5 separate regions of the Homo sapiens genome follow, and regions 1, 2, 4 and 5 are each linked to region 3. The links are chromatin loops, found by intact Hi-C in ENCODE. Cell type or tissue: ascending aorta. All regions are shown on one strand.

Region 1 (5,000 bases), 130 kb after region 3:
TCCCCAGGGAGTCATGCTGTCATCTACATCGGCCCCATGTCAGGGAGAGAAGAGCCCCTGACCCTCCCCAGTCATCCCAAAGCCGAGGGTTGCCTGGCACTGTGTCTCTTGCTATACAAAGAGAAAGGAAATTGGACCTTCTCATTTTATTTCAACTGAATTCTCCAGAACAAGAACTTTGTTCTCAGAGTAGAAAGAAAATGGTTTCCATGGTGTCCCAAAATGACAGTAAGAATAATCCACGTGACTTTTATTTCAAACCTATCCTTCAAGAGACGCGCACCCTGTTCCTGCAGGGGCTGCTGCCTGGTGAGATCCCTTTGCTCACGCCACTCCCAGACCCCCTCTCCTCCAGGGGAATCCCACTTCTGAGCTCAGAGTGGCCACAACACCGTGCTCTAGGCCAGCACGGAGGGAGGCCAAAATGACACCGATCCTTCTTGGATTTTGCTTGTTATCTTTACTAAAATATCTTTACTTGTTCTTTTTCAGTAAATAAATACCGTGGACATTACAGTAAAGTCAAATCACTCTGATTCATAACACTTAATTACCAGTGTGAAAGTGAACAATTATACATATGAAATTCAGGACCATCAGAGACGACACGCACGCATGGGTTGTCCCAGGCCTGACCTGGGATCTTGCTGGCGTGACGCTGGCACCCATGTTTTTCTCTGTCCCAGGCCTGACTTGGGATCCCCCTGGCGTGACGCTGGCACCCATGTTTTTCTCTGTCCCAGGCCTGACTTGGGATCCCCCTGGTGTGATGCTGGCACCCATGTTTTTCTCTGTACCAGGCCTGCTCTGGCCGAGCTCACTGCAGGGGCATGGAGGAGAAGGGCTAGCAGGGCCGCTTGTTGGTGTGAGTGGCTTGGGAAGGGGACTCAGCAGAAGGTCCTTCTCGTGTCTGGAACTACAGAGGGATCCCAGCCCTGAAGCCTGGTGTTCCCGTCCCGTCTCAGGCCCCTGTTCACGGCACTTGGAAGACAGGCCAGGCAGTCGGCAAGAGGAAGAAGTCCTCAGAGAAGGAGTCACCCGCAAGTCACTTCTCCCTCCGGGGCCACCTCAGGGAAGGCAAAAACCAGGGGGAAATAGCAATCAGCTCTTTCGGGACAGGTGGAAAATTCTGGGAAGGCTGCTTAAGGGTAAGATGTCAGTTTTCCTGCCCAAAGGCCCCAACTGAGGTGGCTGGAGGTGGGGAGAAACCTCCTTGATTGACGGACATCATTCATTTCAGGCAGAGGTGGCTGCCACTTAATTCCCGCCCCCTGCTTCCTCCTCTCTCTCCTTCTCAGAGGAGGTGGTGGCTTCCTGCCCAGTTCCAATGTCAGCTCCCGAAGGCACCGACGCACATGGCTGCCCCCCGTCCCATCTGATAGAAGCAACAAAACTCAAAGGTGGTCCCAAAGCCAGGGAGTCGGTGCCCGAACTCGCAAGGAAAACAAGGTCAGGCGAGATCCTGCCGGGTGCGCGGGGAGCACCGTTTGAGGGCGTCGGGGGGAGAGTAAATATTTCTAAGCGCCGGCAGGAGGGGTATCTGTCAGGTGGCCACCGTGGAACAAAGCCCTCCGCAGAAACGGGAGGTGCGCCGTGAGGAGAGCGCGTTCCCTCACGTACACACACACCCGGGATAAACACACCACAAAGTCAACAGGCACCGGCAGGCAGTGGCGCAGTCTGCGCTGGGCCTGGCACCACGCGGACATGGTGATACGGGCCATTTCTTTAAAAAAAAAGCAAATAGAAACTTGTATCAGAGTAGACAAGAACAAAGTCACCTGAAGGTCATCCAAAGTGCTACCTGCAGGGCCCCTGGACCTCTCACATCCACAAGCCACCTCCTGATTACACAGTCCAGACCTTTCTAAGTGTGACGGACAAACACCCTTGAATTCCCCTCCCACACACCAGGCAGGGAGGGACAGGCCACTTCTGCCAAAGTTACTTTCACTGCACAGCCAAAGATGAATATTGCTAGAAAAATGCTCTCCTTGGTCCCATGAGGGTCCTGTAGGGCCATGAAGCTGGGCAGTGTCTCCACTGAGGTCTTCGACTCCAAACTCTCTCCCTGTCCTGCTTCACTGGGGCCCCTGGCCCTGGCCAGTCTCTCCCGAAGGTGACCCGACCTTGGGCCCACACACACTGTCCTCTGCCTCTCGTTGGGGGGGTACGCCCGTTCCACAGGGGCTGCCCGTAGAGCTGCAGCTTCCACCCTGCTTGACGGCCGCAGACTCTGCCGCACGTTTCTTCAGGCACCGGGACCCCCACAGCTCTGTAAAGGGCTGGGGGGCTTTAAGCTGACACTCAGGGAGTAGCTCCTGAGTCTCCCTATATCCTTGACAAGGAGCCACACAGGACTCTGTGAGCTACCAAGGACCACATCTGCCTGCTGGGAGCTGCCAAGGTGCCCTGGTCTCCTTGCCCAGGGAGGATGCACTCAGCTCTGCAGCGTGCGGGGCAGCCTCTGGTCCCCAGGCCGTCGGTGTTCTTACAAAGGGCTCTTAATGCCGCCAGCCCGGGGAGGTGCTCAAGGGCTGCTGGAGGCCACAGGAACCTCCCCACGGCCTGTCTGAGTTGGGGCAGGCCTGACAGTGAGCATGGACCTGGCTGGGGACTTCTCCAGAGCCACGAGCCACCAGGAGAGCAGGTGGGCAAGACACAGGACCCTGCCCCCACCCGTCTGGGGATCCTCTTCCCTGCTCAGGCCATTTGCCCATGAGGAGCCCACCTCCATCCGGGCACTCCAGAGGCTGGGAGGCACAGGGGGAATCCGACTGGTGTTCCCATTTTCCACCCAGGCAGGGGCCCTGCCAAAAATACCACCGACAATTGGCTGCGTGAGGCCGGCAGAAGGGCCAGGGCCCACCAGGAAGTGCACTTTTTGTGGGGGGGTGGGGCTGTTAGTCCCCCTAGGACCACTCAAGGGACCCCAACACCGGGGCCTAGCGTCCCTCACAACCTGGGCAGGACACTCCGGGTGCTTCCCTCTCAGAGCCGTCCCAGGGACGCCCTCTCTCCTGACCCCTGCAGCAGGATCACCAGGCCAGCTTCAGACCCTCAAGGCCAGTCACGTCGTGGTGGGAAAATTTAAACAGCCAGCCATCCCTCCCTGGCAGGTCGGGGCCTGTGCCCCTGGAGTTGGAGAAGCTGAGGCTGCTCTTAGGCCACTGGCTGACCGGGGCAGGCGGGGAAGACGGCAGCCGGGGCAGCGTGGCCACCAGGTGTGATTTGTGAGCGGCTCCACACTGCCCTGGCCTGGAATGAAGCCCTGGAGTGCAGCTGCCTGTTCTGGGACTTCCTATTAATCTCCCTGCCCTGCCGCGATGGCAGTGTTCGCGCCTGGGATCCGGCGGGAAGCACGGGATGTTTTAAGACATGAGCTCATGAAAGACACATTTCCGGGAGAGAGTGGGCGTGGCCTACAGGGCTGACAGGCACCCACGAGGACCTCTGATGCTTTCTGAGTCGCATCAGGCGAGCTGCAGGATAAAATAGGCTGGGAAATGTGACATTTGAACGCTCTCTCTGGCCGCGCCTCCCGCCTCGGGCAGTGGCTGCTCAGCCCGGCTTTATAAATAGATTGAACACAAGATAAATGGCCGTGATCAATCATACTCAGGCGCGATCGCTCACCTCCCATCCGAAGTCTGTCTCCTTTGCCGCCGCCCGGGGCACCACCACGCAGGGGCCCAGCCTCTCCCCGGCTTCCATCTTCCTCTTGGCCCAGACCCCCAGGCCAGCCCCTGGGATGGAGGACTCTCGGAGCTCGAAGTCTGCTGGGATCGGAATGTCTTCAGGAATGTAGACAGGGGCCTCGTACGGCGAGCCCTCCTTGGGGGTGAAGTCCTCGCTGGTGGGGAAGGGGGACGGTGGCCCCACGGGGATGGGCGACATGGCACTGTCCTCGGCCTCGTCCTCCGCGCTGTGGCTGGCCAGCAGGTCCCGGTTGGGCTCATACATATTATTTACAACGTCACCGTCACCTAAAGGAGACAACGCAGCGTCAACCTCTGCAGCACGTGCCCCACCCAGTGTGTACAGCTCAGGGAGCGCCGGGGACTCGGGCATCAATGGGCACCGAGGGTGCTCAGGGGCCCAGAAGGCCCGGCTGCCACCCCTGCCCGGGAGACGCTGCCTCCACTCTGCCCTGAGCCCAGCTGCCATCACTCGATGTCAGAGGCTCCAGAGGATGGGATCCTACCAGGCTCCTTTGGGGCCAACATTTCTGATGGGATGGCACAGCCCGACACACCCTGGCTCACCCACCCTGGCTCCCACAGCCACCTGAGGATGCGCCGGGTGGTCCTGCCCTAAGGGAACTAGGGAAGGAGCTGCCTGTGCCTTGCAAGCCTGGGGACAGCCGGTGAAGCCGTCACGCGTGGCGGCTGACCCAGGGCTGGCTGATGGTGAAATATTTGCACCAGAACATTCCAAATGTCCTCTATAGCCTTGGAAATCAGGGACGGCAGAAGTCCTAAGTGCCTGGGAGGACTCAGAGTTTGGGTGAATGTGAAATGTGCTCAGTGCTGCTTCCCTGCACTTGGGCTGCAGCCTGGACATCCCTGCACTTGGGCCGCAGGCTGGACATCCCTGCACTTGGGCCGCAGCCTGGACATCCCTGCACTTGGGCCGCAGCCTGGGCATCCCTGCACTTAGGCCACAGCCTGGACATGCACTGGGGTAGGGCTGGCTGGGTCTTGGGGAGGCTGGTGGAAGTTCCTGATGATCTCGACACAGGCTAGGAACAGGCCTGCTGAGGTCATGGATATCGGACTCATGGGGCCCCAGGTCACTGAACTAAGCAATGAGAGAGTGCCCAGTTTTTCTGTCTGGGATAGGCCTTTGGGGTCCGTCCTAAGAGAGGATGGGTGCCAAGATAGTGTGTGTGTGCAGCCGAAACTATACCAGATTGTAGCCTGAGGCACCAAGGGAGATGGGCAGGGCGAGGAGGAGTCTGGACAGGAAGAAAAGCAAAGCCCTCCACCCAGTGCAGCCAA
Region 2 (5,000 bases), 84 kb before region 3:
GAGGGTTTTGGGGAAAGCGAGGTGAGCCTCTGATAGAGGGATGCTCACCATCACCCCCTCTCAGGCCTTCCCTTGTCTTCAGAAACTGGGATTTTCACTGGGGAACAAGCCCTGCAGATCTGAGCACCAAGACCATTGCAGAACACAGCCAACCCGCAGACCTGGGAAGCTGCCTGTGGGTGGATTCCAACGTCCCGGGCTGGAAGGAGGCTGAGATGGGGCCTCCAGCCAGCATCGTGATTCAGTTAGAAATGCCAGCTTTTATTTTACTCTTTCTGGACCCAATGAAGAACAATCATAGTAGTTGAAATTTGAAAACAAAGACAAGAAGAAATGCCAACCCCACCCACTCATATTATTGACCAACTTATTTTTTCCAGTTCTCATTTAGAATTTGGGATGAAAATAAAAATTTAGATTGCAAATGAGAATGCAGTCTGATTCTCACTCCAATGGCCTTGGAGGGTGCCCTGGACGTGATGGAGCCGACTTCAGTGACCATCCCTGCCCTGCTGCTCCCCAACCCCAGCCCTCCACGGATGGAGCTGGGCCCCCATCAGAGGACAGAGCCGGGTACAGGACACACCTGAGCCTGGCCTGCCCTTACTGAGTGGTATGGACAGGTCTCCCGGCTGTCTTCCAGGCAGGTAAGGCTGGCCCTGAATACACCCCTGGGGCTCATGGAGGGGCCAGAAACGGGGGCATAGTTTATGGCATTTTCACTTTCTCGGTACAAGAAACTTCTGCTTTAAAGAAATGCTGAAAGAACATGTCCTATTCTGATAATGTTTCCCATCTTATTATCTCTGATCTCACGATCTGGCTGGCTCATGCGCTCTGTCCTCCACGCACTGCCTCCTCTTGACCTCTTTTGGAGAGAGGAAAAGCAAATTATCGTGAGGCTTTCTCAAAAGAAAAGCATATGGGAATGGAAGTGACTTTCTTTATTTTCTCCCAAGAGCAAAAAGTTCTCACGAAAGAGAATTCTTTCCTCTTCATTGTAAGTGTAAAAGCAAAACACAAAGTCGAATGCATCTGAAAGTGGCTTCCCCGTGGTCTGAATCACTTGTGTGAAAATGGGCCTCGCATTCTTGACAGAGCTGCAGCTCTGCAGAGGGAATGTGTCCAGCCCCGGGACGGCAGGGCAGAGGCTCGGTTCTCCCGAAGCGGGCTGGCCCCCAAGGGTCTCCTGTGTCTTCTTCACTACCTGAACGTGGTCTCCAGCCAAGCCCTCTTCTCCCAACAAAAGCACAAAATATAGTGATTGGAAATGAAACTCTCTTCATCTGGCAGGGGTGCGTGGGCCGCGGTACAGCATCCACCTGTCACCTACGCCAACTAAGCCAACGCCGTGGTGACCTCACATCTTGTTTGTCATATCTGCGCCTCACTTGCCTATCTGAAGTTCCATCAGCAATCTTCATGGCAGAGCAGGAATGTAACAGAAAAATAAATCAGTGCCTAATGGCCCCGGAGAGCCGAGGGGTTCACAATTAAGTGGCGTCTACGTACTAATCTACCAGACTCGAGGCTCAAAGGAGCTCGAGAGCCTCCTCCAAGTCCCTGCAGTGATAAGGGGCTGGCTGCATTGAGCTGGGGTTGGGATAAAAGATTTTTTATGATAATTATCTTAGTGAGGAACATTTTTGCATTTTCTTTCTGTGCGATTCAGAGTTTAACTGGTGGGGGAGGCGGCTATTGGGGAGGCATGATCTTGACAGGAAAGAGTAGGGAAAGTCAAATATTTGATGTTGGGCTATTATGTGTGGCAAGCAATTAGCCCACAAATGTTTGATAAATTATTAGGAAAATGTAGACCCAGGTTATTTAATATCAGGGGCTGGAGCGGGGTGGGGAGCAGAAATCAAGGTTTTTAAAAAACCTTTTGGAAGAAAGAAATTTCATCGTACAAATGAAATTCCATAGTCAAGCACTCTCCTTAAGTCAAGTAGATTTGTCTCTTGGCGTTCTTGTGCGCTGTCTAAGATTCATAGATCTTTTCAACAATTATTTTAAGGAAAATGAGGCCCTCCCCCCTGCTATCCAGATCTCGGCAATTGATTTTTCTTTTCTCAATGGCCTAAATAAAACCAAACTTTAGAGGAAGCTGCAGATAGGCTCCAGCTTGTTAAACTATCCTTCTGTGGTCATTTCCTTTCGGACACTCAGGGACATAAACAGATACTGCACCAAGGAAGGACCCAGCTAGCTGGGCCACGCTCGGTGATGGCAAGGGTAAATGAAGGCGGAGTTCTCCATGTCTGGTCTCGAAGCCTTCCTGCTCATTCCAGCACCATTCCTTCACCGTGAAATCAGAGTGGTTCCTTGGAGAAACTTGCAGCAAATGGCATTAATCACTAAGCCTTGGTGTGTTTGAAGGGGAGGTCCAAGAAGCGAGGAGGAAAACTCAGCCTCCCTCCAGGCTCCAGCACCAGCAGGAATCACCAGCGCCGGAAACGGCCAGGAGGGAGCTTGCGTTCCTGTTCACTTGCGGGGCCTCCCAAAGTAAAGCAGTTAGGCTCGAACCCTGGAGCCGTCTGCTCAGAGGGACCGGCGTGGAGCCGACGGGCCAGGGCCTCACTGCCCACAGAGCCTTTCCTGGCCGGCTGTTCCAGGACCCCGTAGGGGAACGGACACATGGCTTCATGACGTGAAGGCAGGAATGAGCCTGTATCTGGGAAGAGCTCATCTGTGTGGGACTGGAATTTTCTCAGGCATCCTCTCAGCTGTACTTGGGTGTGGAGGAAGGTGAAAGGGAAACTCACTTGTCCCATCTCTACTCGACAGAGAGGGACTGGCAGATCTAGGGAAAAGGAAATTTGGAAGGCTTCCCACAGCCCTGTCTGGAAGAGCGGGGCGACTCCGCATCACTGTGAGACCCGCCTCAGACCCCGCATTTTCCCTCTTGCCAAATGAAACTTCCCCTAACACTTCTCTTGGAGTTTTAGCTACAGATGCACATTTTGCTTTGAAAGATACATATGCCATCATCCACTCTCTTAAATGAAACAAAATCTTCCCACCCCACAGAGAGCTCTGGGGCAGCCAGAAATGCTTCGAAGCTACAAAACTGGCTTGGTGTTTGTTTGTTCGTTCATTTAAGTACCAGGGAAAGCAAAGGCTGCTGTTGCTGCTGCTAATAAGAATAATAGCAATAATAAAACATAGCTTAAAAAAATCACCTGGGACCCTAACATTGCAAAGACATAATCCACTGGATACCAGTTTGCCCACTGCCCGAAGCCCTTCTTAAATTCTGGGTGCACCTCCTGGATGCCCCAGGGAAGAGGAACAAGAAAGCCATTAGGTTGAGCCTTTGTGGAGGCGGGCAATTTCTGCTGGCCTGAGGTCTGCAAAAATGGAGGCACCTAGCACTTGGGGGCCGCCTGGCCCTCATTAGGTGGCTTGAGGTGATGAGAGGCCCTCGGTCCTCCCAGGCATCTGCTCCTCTTCCGGGCTGGCTGGGGGCTCCCAGGGGCCGTGGCCCGGTTTGGGGGAGGGGTCTTACCGTCCAGGCCGGGCGGCACTGTGCCCAGGGGGTAGACGCCTTCCTTCACGTGCACCAGCAGCTCCTCACCTGGCTCAATGTCCTTAATGACTTTATAGTAAATCTAGGATGGAGAGACCAGAGAGAAAGGGTGAGTGTGGTTTGTTGGTGTCTGGAGAGCCTCTCAGTGCACACTCAGCCCTCACACTGTGGACGCAGCTCGGCCTGCACTTGATTTTCCTCTAATTGCCACCAAGAGGGTCCACTATGGAACTTTTGCAGAGTATGCGCAGAAGGAATTGCGTCCCCTTTTAATTTGCTTTATTGGGTTTTAGGATATTCATAAAGGGGGTGGCCGACTAAACAGGTAGGATCCACATGAAAGTTCCCAGCTGGGGGTGTCCTGGGGGCACAGCAGAGCCCCGCTTCCACCAAGAGCCCACCTGGGTGGGTTCTCAAGTTTCTTTTGTTCCATTTTGTGTATGTAAGTGAGACCCGCTTTGCCAGTGGCGGCGGGGGAGGGGGAGCTCAGGGTGTGGAGTGAATCTGGTTGTTTCTGAAAGTGGCCATGAGCTGCGCCTGGCCAGTGAGTCAGGACATGGGGCTGCGGTTCTCCCAGGAGCGGGGATGCCATGAGCCAGGAAGGCTGGGGCGGGCAGGACTGTGTGCCCACTGTCAGCTTGGCGCCTTGCTGCTGACCCCACAGGCGGGAGTCTGGGATGGAGGACACCCTTGAGAACTGGTGGGCTCAGGTAGATTCTGCAGCCTGGTCAAGCCCTGGGGGCGAGGGGACCTCCATTTGGAACTCTGCTCACTGAGCAGTGCTGTTGGGGGCTGTGTCACTGCAGCTTGCCAGGGGCCTCCTGAAAAGAGGAGGTTGTCTTGGGGTGTGGAAGTGGTGGTCGAGATGAAGAAAATTAGCAGTTCACAAAGGGGAGGCCAGGCCATCTGAGGCCTGGGCCAGGGCACGGGCCATGCCGCCAGCACAAGGAACCCTGTGTCTTCGGTCCGGGAGTGTCTGGCGGCAGGTGTGTTTCTCTTGGGGGAGTCACTGCCCACCCTGCACATGTGGGTGTTTGAGACTCTCTTCTGATCACAGTAACTGGGGAGCTTCCAGGGAACTGCAGGCCTGGCCGGAGGACTGGCTGTGAGGCTGGGGAGAGGCCCAAGGGAAATCCACCTGCCCCTGCGAGACCTGGGGCTGAGGCTCCTCCAAGAAAACAGAGTGGGTCTAGACTCAGAAAGGGAAGGGCTCCCAGGGATTGAGGGGACGTGGCCATCCTTGTGGGTGACACTCCCATCCCCACTGACCATCCTGTGTCAGGCCAGGCTCTCCAGCACCTGGACCTGGCTGGGGTCTGTGGCTGGACACAGCTGGGCACCCCCGAGACAGGGCTGGGTGTGGCCCCTGCATGCTCCTCCCCCATGTCCCCCACATTGTGAATTTCACTACAATCTGCCAGTCCCAACTGACTCCAGAATGACACCAAGGAACTCTCAAAAGACACACATA
Region 3 (5,000 bases):
GGGTTTCTTGTCAGTTTTCATGTAAAGTAAAAAGATGAAAAATGTAAAAGACAAAAGCGCTCAGGCCCCTCCTCTCCAGGCTGTGCCATGTTCTCTTGGCTCATTAAAAAAGTACAACAAAGAACAACAACTTGTCAAGTGTTTCCTCTCAGAAAGAACAAAGAGAAAGCCGCAGGTCTTAATGGTTCTTATTGATGGCTTATAAATGTGCCCATGTCCTTCAGCAAGAAGCTCTTCCTACCCGGCCCTCCTTGGTTTGATTCCAAACTCTCCTTTCACTGCCAGCCCCCACCCCTCCCAATAATAATTCAGGCAAACTTTAAAATCTATAGATGCGGCATTCCAGGGTGATGGATTTGCCCCTCTTCCTGAAATTCAAATATAAATCCCCCAGCCTTCTGCAAAGTAACCATGGCAGCTTGATTTATTTGGGCTGCTGTGGAGTTGCGCTGTAGACGTTCAAAAACTTGGAAAGGCAAAGAATGTAGGGAGAGGGAGAGGGAGAGGGAGGGTGGGAGGGAAGCAGGGGGAGACACGGAGTGAAGCGGGGGAGAAAGGAGGAGAAAGAGAGAGAGGCGGTAGCAAGTGTCTCGCTGCTCTCCCAGTTGGGTTTCTGGGTCCCACTGGCCTTCGAGGAGCGGGGCTTTCCCAGGGGCTGGGGAGGGAGGGTGGGGCTTTGTTCAGAGCGATGCCATGCTCTCAGTCGATCCATCTTTCCCCGGATATGGCTAATCCGCACATTTCTCTTCCTGTGTGATGTTACCATCACTTTATCATAAATGGGCTATGAAGACATTTGGAGCTGCTACTGTTGTAATCTATCCAAGATGAATAGGGCGAAGGCTGAAATAAACTCCCCGTTTCCTGTCCCATCTGTCTGCCAGACTGCGGGTCAGGGGCATCCTCCCTCCAGGCTGGTAATTGCAAAAAACGAAGCAACTGAACCCGAACTAGAAGATCAAAGAGCTCAGGAGATGAGGAGGAGGGGGAGGAACTTTTCTGAGAACAAACTGGCTACGGGGGCGAAGGCGATTAGGGGAAACAACAACAACACACAAAAACCCCCAGCCTTCCTTCATTGACACAGAGAAGGAGGGAGGGGGGGAGAGAGAGGAGAGAGAGAGAGAACGCTCACACACATTTGGCAGATGAAGTTTGCTCCTGGATGGAGCAGGATAACTATGTGGGGAGGCTGGGGGACTTTGTAAGGTGGGAGGGTTTCAGGAGCTCTCCTTGTCCCCATCCTCATCGTGGCCTTCCTCTGACCTGCAGACTGTCTTTGCTACCTCATTAGCTACACAAAAACAAATCCTTCCGATTCGGTACAGAGACACCATCTCTCTCTCCCTCTCCTTTCCAGGACCGATTTCAGAAACAGTCTAGGGCACACCAGGGTTGAGAGGAGCCACCCAGAGTGATGCAGACTGTCCCAGCTCTCTAAACTGCCACCCAGACACACCGGTCCTGTCCCTAAAGGTCGGTCCTCCCCCACCACGTGGGAGAACCTTGTCACGGTCCTGGAAACCCTGCACTCAGGACTCCCTGGGCCACTCCAGGGCTCAGGCGGTCCGCTCCTTAAGGGACAGTGACTTGGGTCCATTTTATGTTCCCGCCCCCCCCCCCGGTGGGGAAGGACGGCATTCGGGGGCGAGGGTCCCATGCCTGGACCTTATTCCTTGGGGTCTGACACTGGGTGACTCCCTAATTACATTTCATATTCAGATGAATGAAACTCTGCAACCAACTGATGTTTTCCCCACAATCGGCAATAAATCGCAGCCAGGGCGCGAACAGTGTTCACATTCGCTCCTATTAATGCTTCCTGTCTCTGGACGCTGGGCCGGGTCCAGATTCGCTGCACTACAAGGCTTCCTGCTGGAGGAGTGAGGCCTCTAGGCTGCGTTCCAGTTACAACTGGCAGCTAATGCCTTCACACATTCGCAAATCCCAGGCCCGCCGGGGCAGGAGGCGGCGAGGTTTGCCTGGGGTCAGCAACTGCGGCACTGGCGGAAGCCCCTGGGAGGTGGTTCTGGCCCCCAGGCGGGGTGAGTGGAGCGGGGTCCGCACGGCCTCGCAGGCGCAGGTGAGGGGCTGGGAGGGAAGGACTCTTGAGCAGGCCCAAAGGGACTATTTCAAATTTTGGATACAAGTTTCCATTCACATCTGAATTCCTCTTTCCAGGTTGTTTCTCTCCCCTGGATGCCTGTGGGGGTGGGGACGGCAGAGCCTCGGACACTGCCCGGGGATCACTCTCAGGCTACTTTTCCCACCCTGCCAAGCTGCTCGAGACGTCAAAGGAGACCAGGCCGGTCAGCACACAGGCTTCTGGTAAGTGCCGCCCTCCGGTCTGGGAGCTCAGCTCTCCCCTTCTGACTCACCGCTCGGCGCTGACTCATCGTGACGGCGAGTGGGGCTCCAGCTCCGCGGCATTTCATAGACAGCGCGGTCACATTCCTTTCCAACAGTCGCTCTGGCCTCGATGTCTAAGGCTCCGTGGGCAGCCGGCCTGTGGATGAGGCGGCGGAAACCACATCCTCTTCATCATCCTCTCACGAGGAAGGACACTGACAGCTTCGGAGAAGGCTGCCCAGTGTCTGCGGGTGCCCTTGGGAGATGGCCTTGGGACACGGTGCCTGTGCCTGTGTGTGTACACCACGTGTGAACGCCAACTGGGAACACGGCCCCTTCGTAGGCAAACCCAGGCCTCCTGGAAGTCACAAGTTGATAGCTGTACTCGCCCCTTTTGGAAGACGCACGCCCAAGGCACCCGTGTGTGCACACGTATCCGTGTGTGGACCTCTGTCCACACGTGTGTGTTTTGAAAAGCCTTTCTCACCACATGTTAGGATCACAAGTGTTCAAAATCTAGGCACACTTTTCAGAAGTTATTTCTGGAAAAAATGTTGAATCTCATAACAGCAATAAAAGGAAAATACCGCCTCAGCCAACATAAATGTCTCCTTGGAACATGCCTGAAAAGCGGCGGAGTATTTGTGTAAGTTTCAATTCCAGCGTCAGAGCCTGCAGCTTGGCCGAGGCCGGGTTCTGCACAGGAGGGTGCACGGTCCCTTTCCGAAAGCCCCTCACCGGACTTCTGGGAACTCCCAACCCATCCCGGGAACCCCACCTGCCGGCCCCGGATCCGGATGGGCTCCTGATGTATCCCACAGAGGGGATGCCAACGTCAGACACCAGCAGGCTGGGGAGGAGCGGCTGTGAGGTGCAGCCGGCGGGTGGGCGGCCAGCCTCCAGGACAGACCTCGGAGGAGGCTGGGGGCTGCCTGCTGCCCTCGGGGCCCTGTGGTCCCACCACACCCGTGCCTGTCCCAGTGATCCTCATGTCACCGGCCCAGTGAGAGGCTGCTGCTACCAACCCCGCCAGCCTGCAGGCCGCTGAGTGCTGGGCTGCTCCTCCTCAGAGGATGAGCGTGGGAATAACCCAGTGGGGCGAGGATGCTGACGGCGCCATGGATGTCCACTGAGGGCCCGAGATGGGCCAGGCCGAGCTCTGTGCTTTGGAGTCAGATCTCATTTAAACCCAGCAGCACATCCCATTTCACACGTGGGAAGGTGGGGGAGTCAGGATCAGAGAGCAGGGTGTCGCATGGGGGAGCAGCCGGGCTGCGATGTGAACCCTACAGTCTGCCCATGAGCCGCACTCCTGGGCTGGACACTCCAGAGCCTTCTCAAGCAGCTTTCTTGGGGCTCCCTGAGCACCTGGCTGGATGCTGCTGGTCTGGAACTCTGGACGGGGGCCCCGGGAGCTGACCTGCAAAGCTGTAGAGCGACTGTGAGGCACTGGCAGCTTTGCAGCCCCTCTGGACCCAGGGTGGGGTGGGCTGAGCATCTGGCCTTCTGGGTCTATCTGGGAGGCAGGGCTGTCTCAGATCTGGGGCCTTCTGAGAAAGATGTCGAACCCAAGCTTCCTTGGGGAAGGAGGCAGATGGACCCCAGATCACTCTCCTGGGTGTGAAATCAGCTTTGGGGGTGCCTTCGGGGTCGGGCAGAACTGGGCTCACCCAGCTCTCGCCTTTTCTGGCTGTGTCACTTGGGTGAGCTCCTGAGCCTCTCTGTGCCTCGGTTTCCCTGTTGATTAGGTCAGGCCAAGGATTAAATGATGGCAAAGTCGTACCACGCTGGCTGGTTTTGGGCCTGTGGGGATTCTTCATCATTTCTTCTCTTTCTCCTACTGCAGCTCCAGGCTACCCTGAGATTTGCCTGCTGGGTCTGGGCTTCATGGCGGGGCCAGATTGGTGCCTCGGAGCAGAGGGCACAGGACAGAGCGGGCACCAATGCACGGGCAGGTTTCCAGGCACTTTGGGAAGAAATAAGATCCCACCCAAGAACCTCTCCCCAACTCTGGCCTTGGCTCGTCCTGGTTGTTTCCAAAAGTGAAAGAAGGCAAAAGAGTGAGCCGAGGCCCACCGGGAACAACAACAAAGACCCGGCCTCGGAGTGGCGGCAGCGCCGCGGCCACTGCAGGAGAGCTCTGGTTTCTATTAGTGGGAAGCGACGGCTCCGTCTCAGGACAGAGCTTGGGCCATCAGCCCTCGGCGGGTTAACCCTTCCCCACCTCACTGCTCTCACAGGCAACAGGCACCCCTGAAGCTGGGAAGTCCTGGGGCCGGGTTCAGCTGAGGACTCCCTGCATCCTGCCACCACCACCAACCATGCTGGCGCTCACACACACACACACATACGCACGCACACACGCACACACATGCCTACACACACCCACACGTCTCACAGACACACACGCACACTCACATGCATGCACACGTGCCCACACATGCCCACATGTCTCACACACACGCATGCCCACACATGCACACACACTTATATGTGCACACATATGCACAATCCACACCAGCACACACATGCACATACACATACACACACACAGACATGCATGCACATACACACCCATACATGCAAACACATATTCCTACACAGGGACACTCCACGCCAGGGCCATGTCATCTGAGGCCAAATGAAGAGTT
Region 4 (5,000 bases), 120 kb after region 3:
GCCTGGCGGGAGGGCAGTGGGACCTGCCACTGCCCCCTGAGGAGTGCGAGGTTCACGCGCTCATCCCCTGACCCTCGTCCCTGACCCAGGGAGACCTCTGTGGCCTGGAACGCGTGGGACCTGCGTCTGACCCAGGGGAGGGAGGGCCACCCAGGAGCTGGCCCACAGGCCTCAGGGGGCCTCTCCAGGGAGCCGCCAGGCCACAGCCGCCCACCCTCAGGAGGGGCCGCCCTCCCCACCCATTCTGCTCCCTGCGAAGCCTGCTGCTGGGAAATTACTCAAAATTAAAAGATCTCAAGCGCAAATGATCTGTACTGTAGATTCTTCAGTCTTAGTGGTCCAGTTGCTTCCTGCCGCCCTCGTAGGCCTACCGCCTGGCAGCACAAAGCTGATCCCGGCACAGCCTTGCAGGGACCGCACTGCAGGTGCAGGCACCAGAGGTGAATGAGCTGCCTCTCAGGCCTGTGCCAGCCCTGCCTGGCTCATGGGGCACGCTCCTCTAGGATGCCAAGGCTGTAGGATCACCCAAGGGACAATTGGACTGAGTGCCCACGACGAGCTGGGGCCGCTGTGATGGCTGGGGGCACACAGGAAGGAGGGGCCTGCCCTGCTCACAGCTGACATCTGGGAGCTGCAGGGGCAGAAAGGGCCCGCCTGGGGGTCGGGACCCTGGGCTCTTGTCCTGGGTCCACCCAGCCCATGGTCGCATATGACTCTTTCCCTCCCTGGGGCCCAGTTCATAACTGCACTGGGAGGGGGAGGAGATGGTGATGTCCCAAGGGGGACTCAGGTATGACAAGGGGCCCCTCCTATCTTAGCCATCACTCCATGCCCGGGGGCGCGTGGCTGGTCAGCCTCGGGCCGCCTCGTGCAGCTGTGGCCGGGGACAGGAGCCATGCTGATGAGCCAGTGGTGTGAAGCTCACCCCCCAGCCTCAGCGGCTGCACAGACCCCCCTGGGCAACAGTGGGGTCCCCCAGTGGACCCAGGCACCCGCCTCTTCGCAGCTCCAGCTTCTGCTCCTTCCACCTGCCCTGCTGAGGCCTGTGGTCAGGAAAGGCTCTGCTGCTACCCGTCAGCCTCGGCACCTTTAGGAAAAGCCTCTCTGGGCTCCCATGGGTAGGGGAGGAAGGAAGTTCAGGGCGGGCCCCTTTCCCAGGGCCTCCTCCTGGGCTGGACTCCTCCAAGTGCCCCACAATGATCGCTTCTCAGAATGCAGACTCCTGGGACCTCCCCCGGGAACTCTCAGCCAGTAGTAGGTAGAGAATGTGGCCTGGAATTGGGTGGGGGTCTCACAGGCTGACCATCTGGGTCAGGAACCCCTGCGGTTCCTGGCTGAACCCCTCTCTGGTGCCACGGGCACCCTGGGGCCACCGCAGAATCCCAGCTTCAGGCAGGGGCACCGGGCGGTGAGCCTCACTCTCTGCCAAGTGTCCCCAGCATTCTCAGGCCCCACAAGGGCCCATGGGTCTACATTTGGGACCTGCTTTCAAACAAGGGGACAGCAGCTTCTGAGAAAAAGTGGGGCTGAGGTCATGTTTACGACACAGAATTCCCCCAAGCCCAGAGAGGGCCATCGGCTGTAGTGAAGTCAAGTTCCAGGGCCCGGCTGGGTCAGGGACCTGCAGAGGACAGAGCCATGTTCAGGCAGGAGCATGAGGCACTGGGCCCAGGCAATCGGCCTGCAAGGCGCAGAGTTGAGACTGCCCCACCTACATGCTGTTAGTGGGGGCAGGAACCGGGTCTGGGCCCAGCTGCCGCCCCTGCTGGAGCTCACCTGTGCCTCTCCCACCTGGCAAGAGCCTGGCTGCCCCCAGTGAGCTCCTGCTGGGGTCACTGAGCGGGACCCACACCTGCCTCTGGGCCCCTGCATGGACAAACCTGGGGGCTGGGAGCTATTCCTTCCTTCTCAGCCCCGGGTTCCCCTGTCAGAGCGAGGGTGGCTGTGTCCTAATCACAGCACAGCTGGGAGGGTCCCAGTGTAGACAGAGCCTCACAGAGACCAGGGCACACGGCAGGTGCCCACCAGGCCCATACAGAGGCCACATGCCTCTGTCATACTCCCTTCACATCCAATCCTTATTTTCCCTAAGGAAGAAAGAAAGGGAGGAAGGAAAAGGGCAGGAGGCTCCGGAGCACCCTGTTCTCACAGGGAGCCTTGGGGGACCTAGGGGGAGGCTGGGCCACGCCCCCACGCAGAAGCCCTTCTCCCTCCTGCTTCTGGCAAAACCCTGAAGACATTTTCAGGCTGGCAGCCCTGATGATGTTTTCAGGTCTCTTGGTACAAGCGGCCGGTTCCTGAGTAAGGGTGGGCTCTGGGTGTCACTGGGACAGGGGGGGCGGGGCGTGTGGGATGCGATTGGCAAAATACTATTTAAGAAGTTGGTATTCACAGATGTCTCTCGAATATGAAAAGAAAATATTTATTTCCTTTTTCGCTTGTGAATCAGAATGCTCTATTTAAAGAAAGTCCCCTCTGCTGGGCTGCAGCGGAGTTATTACCCCTTAAGGAAGTAAAGGAGAGCCATCAGGGAGGTATTCTTAGTCATTCTCTCTCCTTTTTTCTAAAATTCCTTATATACCCGTGCCTCCGAGCCGGGCCGAAGATAGTGCAGGATTTCATGGCATTCTTGGGCTAAAAACGTCTAGGGCTGATGTCACGGTGCCGGGGGACATGGGAAGCCTGTGCTGTGACTCCTCCACGGCACTGCCGGCTTCTCCCGGAGCAACGCCGAGGCCCATGGGTTTCTCTGCATCCCTGTCCCCACGGTGGCCTCAGGCTCCGCACCATCCCACAGGGCCCCGTCTCTCTCCAAATCCCGACGCTGTGTGCCTCGCCGAGCTGCCCGGTGCTGGCTCCACGGGAACACTCCTCAGAGCATCCACTGGCCGGTGCGCTCACGGTTTTAGACGTGAGGCCTCCATAGAAACATCCAGAAGCTCCTGAGTGGGGAAGCGCGGCAAAGCTTCCTGGCCTCACGCAGAACTCTCCACGCAGAGTGGAGCAGCAGAGGTGCCCAGAGCCAGGCCACGTCCCGGGGCCGAGCCCACTCAACCGTGGGGGTGGTGTGGGCAGTGGAGCGTGCATCTGGGAACCTTGGAGAGAAAGGGCAGGCCAGGAACGAGTTTTGGCGTTTAGATGATAAAACGTGGGACTGAGAATACCAAGCCCTAATGTGTGGCGATCAGACGGTGGCGTGTGGCGGGGAGACGGTGGCGTGTGGCGGGGAGACGATGGCGTGTGGCGATCAGACGGTGGCATGTGGCGGGGAGACGGTGGCGTGTGGCGGGGAGACGGTGGCGTGTGGTGGGGAGACGGTGGCGTGTGGTGGGGAGACGGTGGCGTGTGGTGGGGAGACAGTGGCCAGTTGCCGCAGAGTCCAGCCTTGATATTATCAGACCTGCCCCAGCCTCCCTCCCTGAGACTCCAGCCTGAGCCGAGGTCCCCAGCACCTGCCATGGTCTACCCCTTCCCCTCTGTTGGAATTTAAAGGATAAGGCGTAATAGGGTGATCTAAGAGCTCAGCCAATGAGCGCCGGCTGCCCCCACAGCAGGCCAGCAAGGAGGGCTTATGGCGGGGCTCAGCTCCAGGGTGAAAGGGGCATGGGAGAGACAGAAGGAAGCGCCCTGCACAGGGAGGTACCAGTGAACACCTCTGCAGGACCTGAGATGAGCCGGTTGTCTGCTGAGTGACTAAATGCCCTCAACAACCATCCTAAATAGCCCCCCAGTGTGCACTGAGCGTTGCAGAAGGCCAGACGAGTGCTTTGGGAGCCCTTGTTCCTCAGCCCTCCCACCTGTCCCTTGCCCGGCGGTCTGGTGCAGGTGCCGGACAGGACATGCAGGCGGGCTCTCCACTCCTCCTATCTAGGTCAGCTGCTCTCGGCCCAGGCCGTAAATTAGGATCTCCTGGGAGCTTTCACATGCCTGATGCCAGAGGGGTGTGCCAGGACTTTGGGTCTGACACTGGGACGTTCCTGGGCAAACAGGGAGGTTGGTCACCCTCCCTGGCCCCAGCCCAGCATCTCCAAGGCAGGCCTGACACCTGTATTTCCCATGCTCCCCAGGCAACACGAACACACAGTGAAGGGGAGCCCGCAGCCCCCAGCCTCTGCCCTCAGGTCTCAGGCACCCGGGAAGGACTTGGGAGCTTTCCTGACCACCCCCTCCCCCAGTACAGACCGACATGTGGGAGGGGCACTCACTCTTACATTTTCCTATGCATTCAGCAGACATTGTTGGGGGGCAGGGGCTTGCACCTCCTCCCCGGCTGGGTGGGCGCACTTCTCAGAATATGTCTGAGCCACAGGAGCTCCCTGGGTTGAGCCTTCCTTGCCTGCCATCCTGGGGTCCCCCAGAGCCGGATGGGATGGAGAGTGCGGAGGTCCATGGCTGTGGACAGCTCCAGGGGTGCAAAGGGAGCACCCAGCCCACTGAGCAGTGGGCGCTGGACACACAAGTTCTGCTTCTACAGAGGAGAGCTATGTCAAACACTTCTGGGTTCAAACCAGCCTCTGGTGGCTGGCAGGTGCCCCTTCTTCCTGAATCCCAGAGCCATGAGGCAGCCTGGAGATCTCCTAGGAATGGCTAGACCTGGCACTGGTGGGAGCTGCCGCTCCATCCCCTTGGGGGGCCGGGCAGGAGCCCGAAGCCTCAGGAGGTCAGCCCTGGAGGCGGGACGGGCAGGAAGGCAGTGCATCCTTCCACAGCGTCAGGGAACATTGGTGACTCTCCCAATGCCTGCAACACACCCAAAGCTGCCCCCTGGTAAGCCGCTGCGTCTGCTGGGTACTCGTCGTCTGGCCGCTGTGTCTGCTGGGTACTCGCCGTCTGGCCGCTGCGTCTGCTCAGTACTCACCATCTGGCCGCTGTGTCTGCTGGGTACTCGCCGTCTGGCCGCTGTGACTGCTGGGTACTCGCTGTCTGGCCGGGTCCTTCCTAAACTCAGCTGTGCACATGAATCACCAGGGATCTCGCTCAATTGCAGGTGGTGACTCAGT
Region 5 (5,000 bases), 57 kb before region 3:
GGCTGAGGAACCTACCAAGGACCCCTGGGGTCCCTCACCCAGCTCTTCCCCGTTGGTTGGTTCCTGAGGGGTTTGTGCATGATCTCAGTAAGAGCTGTGCAGAGGCTCATGGCCTGGTCACCCTCAGGCCCTCTCAAATGTGCAGGCTGCACACAGGGAGTGACTTCCAGATGGACCTTAGGAGGACCAGACACATTTGAGCGGGAGCAGCTCAGAGTCTTCTCATCCGCTTATTCTCTGGAGAGGCCAGTGCTATGCAGAGCTGAGGCCCACAGGTGCTGAGACTCACCACTGAGTCATTGGATGCTCATGTCTCCCCCAGGGGTAGCCACCCTCATATCCACATTTGTCAATAAGGGAATGGAGGCACAGAAGAGTTAAGTAATTGGCCCAAGTTTGCACAGCCAGAAAGGGCAGATGGGCTGGGCGGTGGGTGCTGGCTGTCCACCTGACTCCTTTCACACTGTCAGGACCAGCGCCATGCACCTTGGCTCGCCCTGCCCTGCTCACTCTCCTCTAATTGATGATGGTAGCCAACAGCAACTGAAGCTCTTCCAGGGCCTCACCCAGGATCAGTGTTCAGTCAGGGCTCACTGAATGTTTCCATGAATGGATGGATGGATGGATGAATGGAAGGATGGGTGAGTGGGTGGGTGGATGGATGGATGGGTGGGTGGATGGATGGATAGATGGTGGATGGGTGGGTGAGTGGGTGGATGGATGGGTGGGTGGATGGATGGATAGATGGTGGATGGGTGGGTGGATGGATAAATGGATGTATGGATGGATGATGAATGGATGAATGGGTGGATGGATGCATGGGTGGGTGAATGGATGGGTGGATGGACAAATGGATGAATGGATGGATGGTGAATGGATGAATGGATGGATGATTCAATGGATGCATGGATGGATGGGTGGATGGATGGATGTGGAATGAATGGATGAATGGATGGTGGATGGATGAATAAACGAATGGATGGATGGATGGGTGGATGGGTGGGTGGGTGGATGGATGGATGGATGGATGGATGGATAGATGGTGGATCGGTGGGTGGATGGACAAATGGATGAATCAATGGATGGTGAATGGATGAATGGGTGGATTACTGAGTGGATGCATGGATGGATGGATGGTTGAATGGATGGTGGATGGGTGGGTGGATGGATGAATAAATTAATGGATGGATGGGTGGGTGGATGGATGGATGAATAGATGGTGGATCGGTGGGTGGATGGACAAATGGATGAATCGATGGATGGTGAATGGATGAATGGGTGGATTATTCAGTGGATGCATGGATGGATGGATGGATGAATGGATGGTGGATGGGTGGGTGGATGGATAATTAATGGATGGATGGGTGGGTGGACGGATGGATGAATAGATGGTGGATGGATTAATAAATGAGTGGATGGATGGATGGGGAGCAGACCCTCCCCTCAACTTGCCCAGACACTTATGGCTTCCCCAACTTCGTATGGTGAGACACAAGGGAACACCATTCCAGGAGTTGTCATGGTGGCAGAGCACAGGACACCTCTCCTGGGAAGCCTGCCCTGGTCCCTCACATCAGGGTGAGGCTCCTCTCAGACACTCTCACAGTCCCTGCCCTTCTTAGCATGGACACTGCACTGGGCCATGGCTATCACGTCGCAGGTCACTTCCTCTCCTCTGGTGGGTGGTGGGGCTGGAAGGTTTTATCTGGCTGATTCCCAGAGCCAGGCAAACCATGAGTGCTCAATGCATGCTTGGGGAACAAATGAATGAATGAAGGCGCCTCCAGATGACTGAGACTGTCAGCCAGCACTCCCTATGCCTCCGTTTCCCAGGGGTCTGTCTTCATCCCTCCATTTCAAATCCTTTCCCTTCTTATTCACGGGCTCTGCTGAGGGATGTGGAAAGCCTTTTCCTGGTTACTTGCCTCTCTGGAAATCAGAGTTGCAACATTTTCCAGATCATTGTCCTCTGGAAAGTGTTATGGTTGCAATTTTCCCCTAGGTGCAGTGTCACAGTGGCCAGTCTCCCCAAAGCAGAGGCCACGGTGGGTTTGTTCATCTCAGCACCCTTTGGGCCCTGGCACATAGTAGGTGCTTAGCAAAAGTCTGGTTGCATGGAGAAGGGCCAGGATGGATCCAGCCCAGTTATATTTAGTGCCTTCCCTGCAGCTGACTCAGTCTCTCCGAGCCCATCCTTCTTTCTTCTCCCTGTGACACGCCGGGCTGGAGGAGCTCAGTGACTCACTGCCTTTCGTATCAGGCCTGATGTTTTGAGATCAGCTCTTGCAAATAGCTCAAATCTCAACAGGCCAAGTCTAAGCAAATACCTTGCCAATCCCTATAAAGAACAGCTCTTGCTGCTCTTTGACATACAAAAATGGTCATTGGCAAAGGATTCTTGGTGCAGACAATGTTGTCTTTGGATGCCCTGCAAATAGCCAACTCTGGTTTCTTCCCGGACTAGGCCCAGGTATGCGTGCATAAAAAGATGCTGGCCTGGGCCTCCTTTTGGCTTAATTGAGAGAGACATGCTTTTCCTCCAAATGGTTCTTTATAATGATTCTACTTCCCAGGATTTCTGTTTTTCTCAGCAGAGCCTGGAGCTCAGCCACAGTCCGGCTGGTTGTGTGGAGAAGGGCCCCAGGGCCCGTGAACTGGAACGAATCAGCCCATCCTTTCTCCTCATACCCAGCTGCCCAGCGGATGTGGAAGAACGGAGATGCTGGAAACTGCAATGCCGGATATCTGGATGACACAGGCTCCTTCCTGGATGATCTGCTTCTCAGGTGGTAGCATCCCAGCCAGAGACCACCCAGATGCTCGGTGATGGGCTTTGAGCTGTGTGCTAAGCCCACCCTTGGACGTGAACTCTGCTTAAGACATCTCCCTTGGAAGCCAAAGCTGGCTTCCTTCCCAAACCGTGGGCACGATGGGCCAGATCGGCAAGTTAGGAAGTGATTCACAGACAGAGGTGCTGCAGAGTCAGTTTTGAATGACAAATGGAACCAATTAAGTTCAATAGCGCGCTCGCTCCCCCCGAGTTCCAGCCTGTACCTACAGCTAGTCACCTTTGACAAAATATATCAAAGGAATTAAGAGTGTGTCCCCCACAATGATATTACCTGGATCCCTTTCAGGTCCTCACCAGCCACGTTCAGACATCTATTTAAGCCCAGGAAATAGAATCAAAATGGTTTATTAAAAATCTAATCACAAGCACTTATATGACACAAATGATTCTGAACTGCATCCGCCAACCCCACGGCCTCTCCGAGGGGAGGCAGCATGCGGCCGATTACCCGGAATTTGAATGGGGGTGTATAGAAGCTGCAGAACATTTTAATCCTGATCTTTCTTTGTGGATTTTGCTATTGCTATTTTTTTTTCTGTTGAAAAAGACAAAGATGGGAGGACACATTGTCTTTCCTCCCTGGAGGGAGCTGCAGAGATGACTTATTCTGGCAGATCTGCCTCTATTGATGTTACCAGGATGTGAATAAAAACTCATGGGAAAAGAAGAAAAAATCCTGCTGAATTTAAAGCAGCACAACACGGTTTACGGGTGGGTCCCTGTCTGCTATCCTGAGCCAGGACACCTCCCTGGTGACTGCATTGGAGCTTTCTCAAGAGGAGGGCCTTGTGCAAAGATGGCCCCTTTCCCCTCAGGGTGGGAGCGGCTGGGCTTGGGGGAGACACTGTCTTTGGGGTGAGGCATGGTTCGTGGCCTTTGCTTGGCTTTTGACTTTCTGGAGCTCTGGATCCTTCACAGATGCTCAGAACAGCCATGGATACAGAAGAGTCTCCTACGGTGTCTTCCTGCCCGGGGCCCAGCCAGAGCCAGGGCTCCACCACCCAGGGCTCAATCATAGCACTCTTTTCTGGTGGCCAAGACCCCCGCAAACTTCTCTCCAGACAGAGGTGTCGGAGCCTGGCCCGTGTTGCGGCTCCTGAGCTGGGAAGTCCGCCACGAGGAAGCATCTGTCGGGACTGCCTCCTAATGAATGTCAGGTGCCTGCGTCAGCCACGGGCGGGTGGCTCTGGAAGGACCAGCAGGTTCTCAGCGATGCATGATTTCGGTAGGTTGCCCTCACCTCCTCCCCTCTGTTGGGAATGGATAGACTGTTTTCTAGAAGGTTCCCTGACTCTTTGAGGGGATTGGGCCCTCTGGCATGTCAGGTACAGAATGTTCCCCAAACCCTTCATCTCTGTCCCCTCCTCCAGCTCTCTGCAGATGATGACTTTACTTTTACGTTAAGTTGCTTTTGTTTAGTCTTCCTCTCTAAACAACAACTACTTTTAAATGATTTTTTAAAGTACAAAGAGTTAGTTTGATTCTTCCTCAAATGCCTTCTTTTGAAGACAAGCTTGCCTTTTCGATTTCATATCCCATTTAATTAAAACAAAATATAACAGAATCATAACACTGAAAATCAGTGTACTCACTACCGGCTCCATTAATTCTTATCAGTATAAAACATACATTCAGAAGTGTAAGTGCTTTAAAATACACTCCTTCCACTCTTGCCAATATGTTCTATTTATACACGTAGTCTACAGCGGGGAAGAAGTTCTCCTTGTGAACCTAGGGAACCACAGGACCGCACGTGTTTTTGGACAATGGACGCTTGAGCCCGGCACTTTTGAGAGCTGTTGGGCCGGCAGCTGTCACATTCCAGCCACTCCCCAAAAGCCATTTGGCTGTGGGTGCGTTAGGCCTGGGATCAGCTGAAAGGTAGCATCTAGGGGTGTCCCCACCTGGCTCAACCACAGCAAAGAGCTTGAATTCAACTTTCCTCTGCCAGACAAGACCCCTCCCAAGTCACGTCTGCCATGAAACCCGCACACGCTTCCTGTCCAAATGGAGCAGAGACCTCCCCATGGCAGTTATGTTCTTGAGCCGCAAACACTAAAGATGCTTGCTCCATCAATTTTTTTTTTTTTGAGACAGAGCTTTGCTCTTGTTGCCCAGGCCAGGCTGGAGTGCAATGGTGCCATCTCGG

What was found. Peaks named below come from ENCODE experiments on the same cell type or tissue, not always from the same donor. Only the 100,000 strongest peaks of a DNase experiment are listed, where the experiment ranks them.
Region 1: a loop joins it to region 3, with 8 times the contacts of the local background. A loop is called at or near these places in 5 of 110 quality-filtered maps.
Region 2: a loop joins it to region 3, with 2.2 times the contacts of the local background. A loop is called at or near these places in 3 of 110 quality-filtered maps.
Region 4: a loop joins it to region 3, with 4 times the contacts of the local background. A loop is called at or near these places in 4 of 110 quality-filtered maps.
Region 5: it touches region 3 in a loop (8-fold over the local background); 14 of 110 quality-filtered maps call a loop at or near these places.

What each region holds. Positions count from the first base shown.
Region 1 is chr1:3,185,111-3,190,110 of GRCh38, reverse strand. PRDM16 (PR/SET domain 16) reads right to left here. Exons shown (of 17, transcript NM_022114.4): 2 at 3,637-3,986. LOC107984909 (a long non-coding RNA gene) reads right to left here and starts at 2,553. Exons shown (of 2, transcript XR_001737869.2): 1 at 1-2,553. RefSeq lists an enhancer at 757-1,258. In ascending aorta, no CTCF peak of the experiment used is centred here; DNase peaks (open chromatin) are centred at 1,294, 1,920 and 3,410; H3K4me3 peaks cover 2,415 bases; H3K27ac peaks cover 5,000 bases.
Region 2 is chr1:3,395,102-3,400,101 of GRCh38, reverse strand. PRDM16 (PR/SET domain 16) reads right to left here. Exons shown (of 17, transcript NM_022114.4): 5 at 3,509-3,611. Among named protein-coding and RNA genes, the nearest start is that of ARHGEF16, 57 kb to the left of the region's middle. RefSeq lists enhancers at 3,402-4,084, 4,085-4,768. In ascending aorta, no CTCF peak of the experiment used is centred here; DNase peaks (open chromatin) are centred at 183 and 2,381; H3K4me3 peaks cover 1,004 bases; H3K27ac peaks cover 5,000 bases.
Region 3 is chr1:3,310,695-3,315,694 of GRCh38, reverse strand. The region is part of intron 3 of PRDM16 (PR/SET domain 16); the gene reads right to left. It overlaps LOC105378604 (a long non-coding RNA gene), which reads left to right. Exons shown (of 3, transcript NR_188664.1): 2 at 2,182-2,328; 3 at 2,466-5,000. Among named protein-coding and RNA genes, the nearest start is that of ARHGEF16, 140 kb to the left of the region's middle. RefSeq lists enhancers at 1-460, 2,410-2,459, 2,216-2,510, 1,798-2,997. In ascending aorta, no CTCF peak of the experiment used is centred here; DNase peaks (open chromatin) are centred at 507, 1,854, 2,384 and 3,054; H3K4me3 peaks cover 3,011 bases; H3K27ac peaks cover 5,000 bases.
Region 4 is chr1:3,192,928-3,197,927 of GRCh38, reverse strand. The region is part of intron 2 of PRDM16 (PR/SET domain 16); the gene reads right to left. It overlaps LOC107984909 (a long non-coding RNA gene), which reads right to left. Exons shown (of 2, transcript XR_001737869.2): 1 at 4,212-5,000; 2 at 2,402-3,095. Among named protein-coding and RNA genes, the nearest start is that of MIR4251, 67 kb to the right of the region's middle. In ascending aorta, CTCF peaks have their summits at 2,272 and 2,479 (motif pointing left); DNase peaks (open chromatin) are centred at 2,277, 2,627 and 4,917; H3K4me3 peaks cover 558 bases; H3K27ac peaks cover 5,000 bases.
Region 5 is chr1:3,367,216-3,372,215 of GRCh38, reverse strand. All of the region lies in intron 3 of PRDM16 (PR/SET domain 16), which reads right to left. Among named protein-coding and RNA genes, the nearest start is that of ARHGEF16, 85 kb to the left of the region's middle. RefSeq lists an enhancer at 2,686-3,267. In ascending aorta, no CTCF peak of the experiment used is centred here; DNase peaks (open chromatin) are centred at 2,215, 2,555 and 2,913; H3K4me3 peaks cover 1,392 bases; H3K27ac peaks cover 4,886 bases.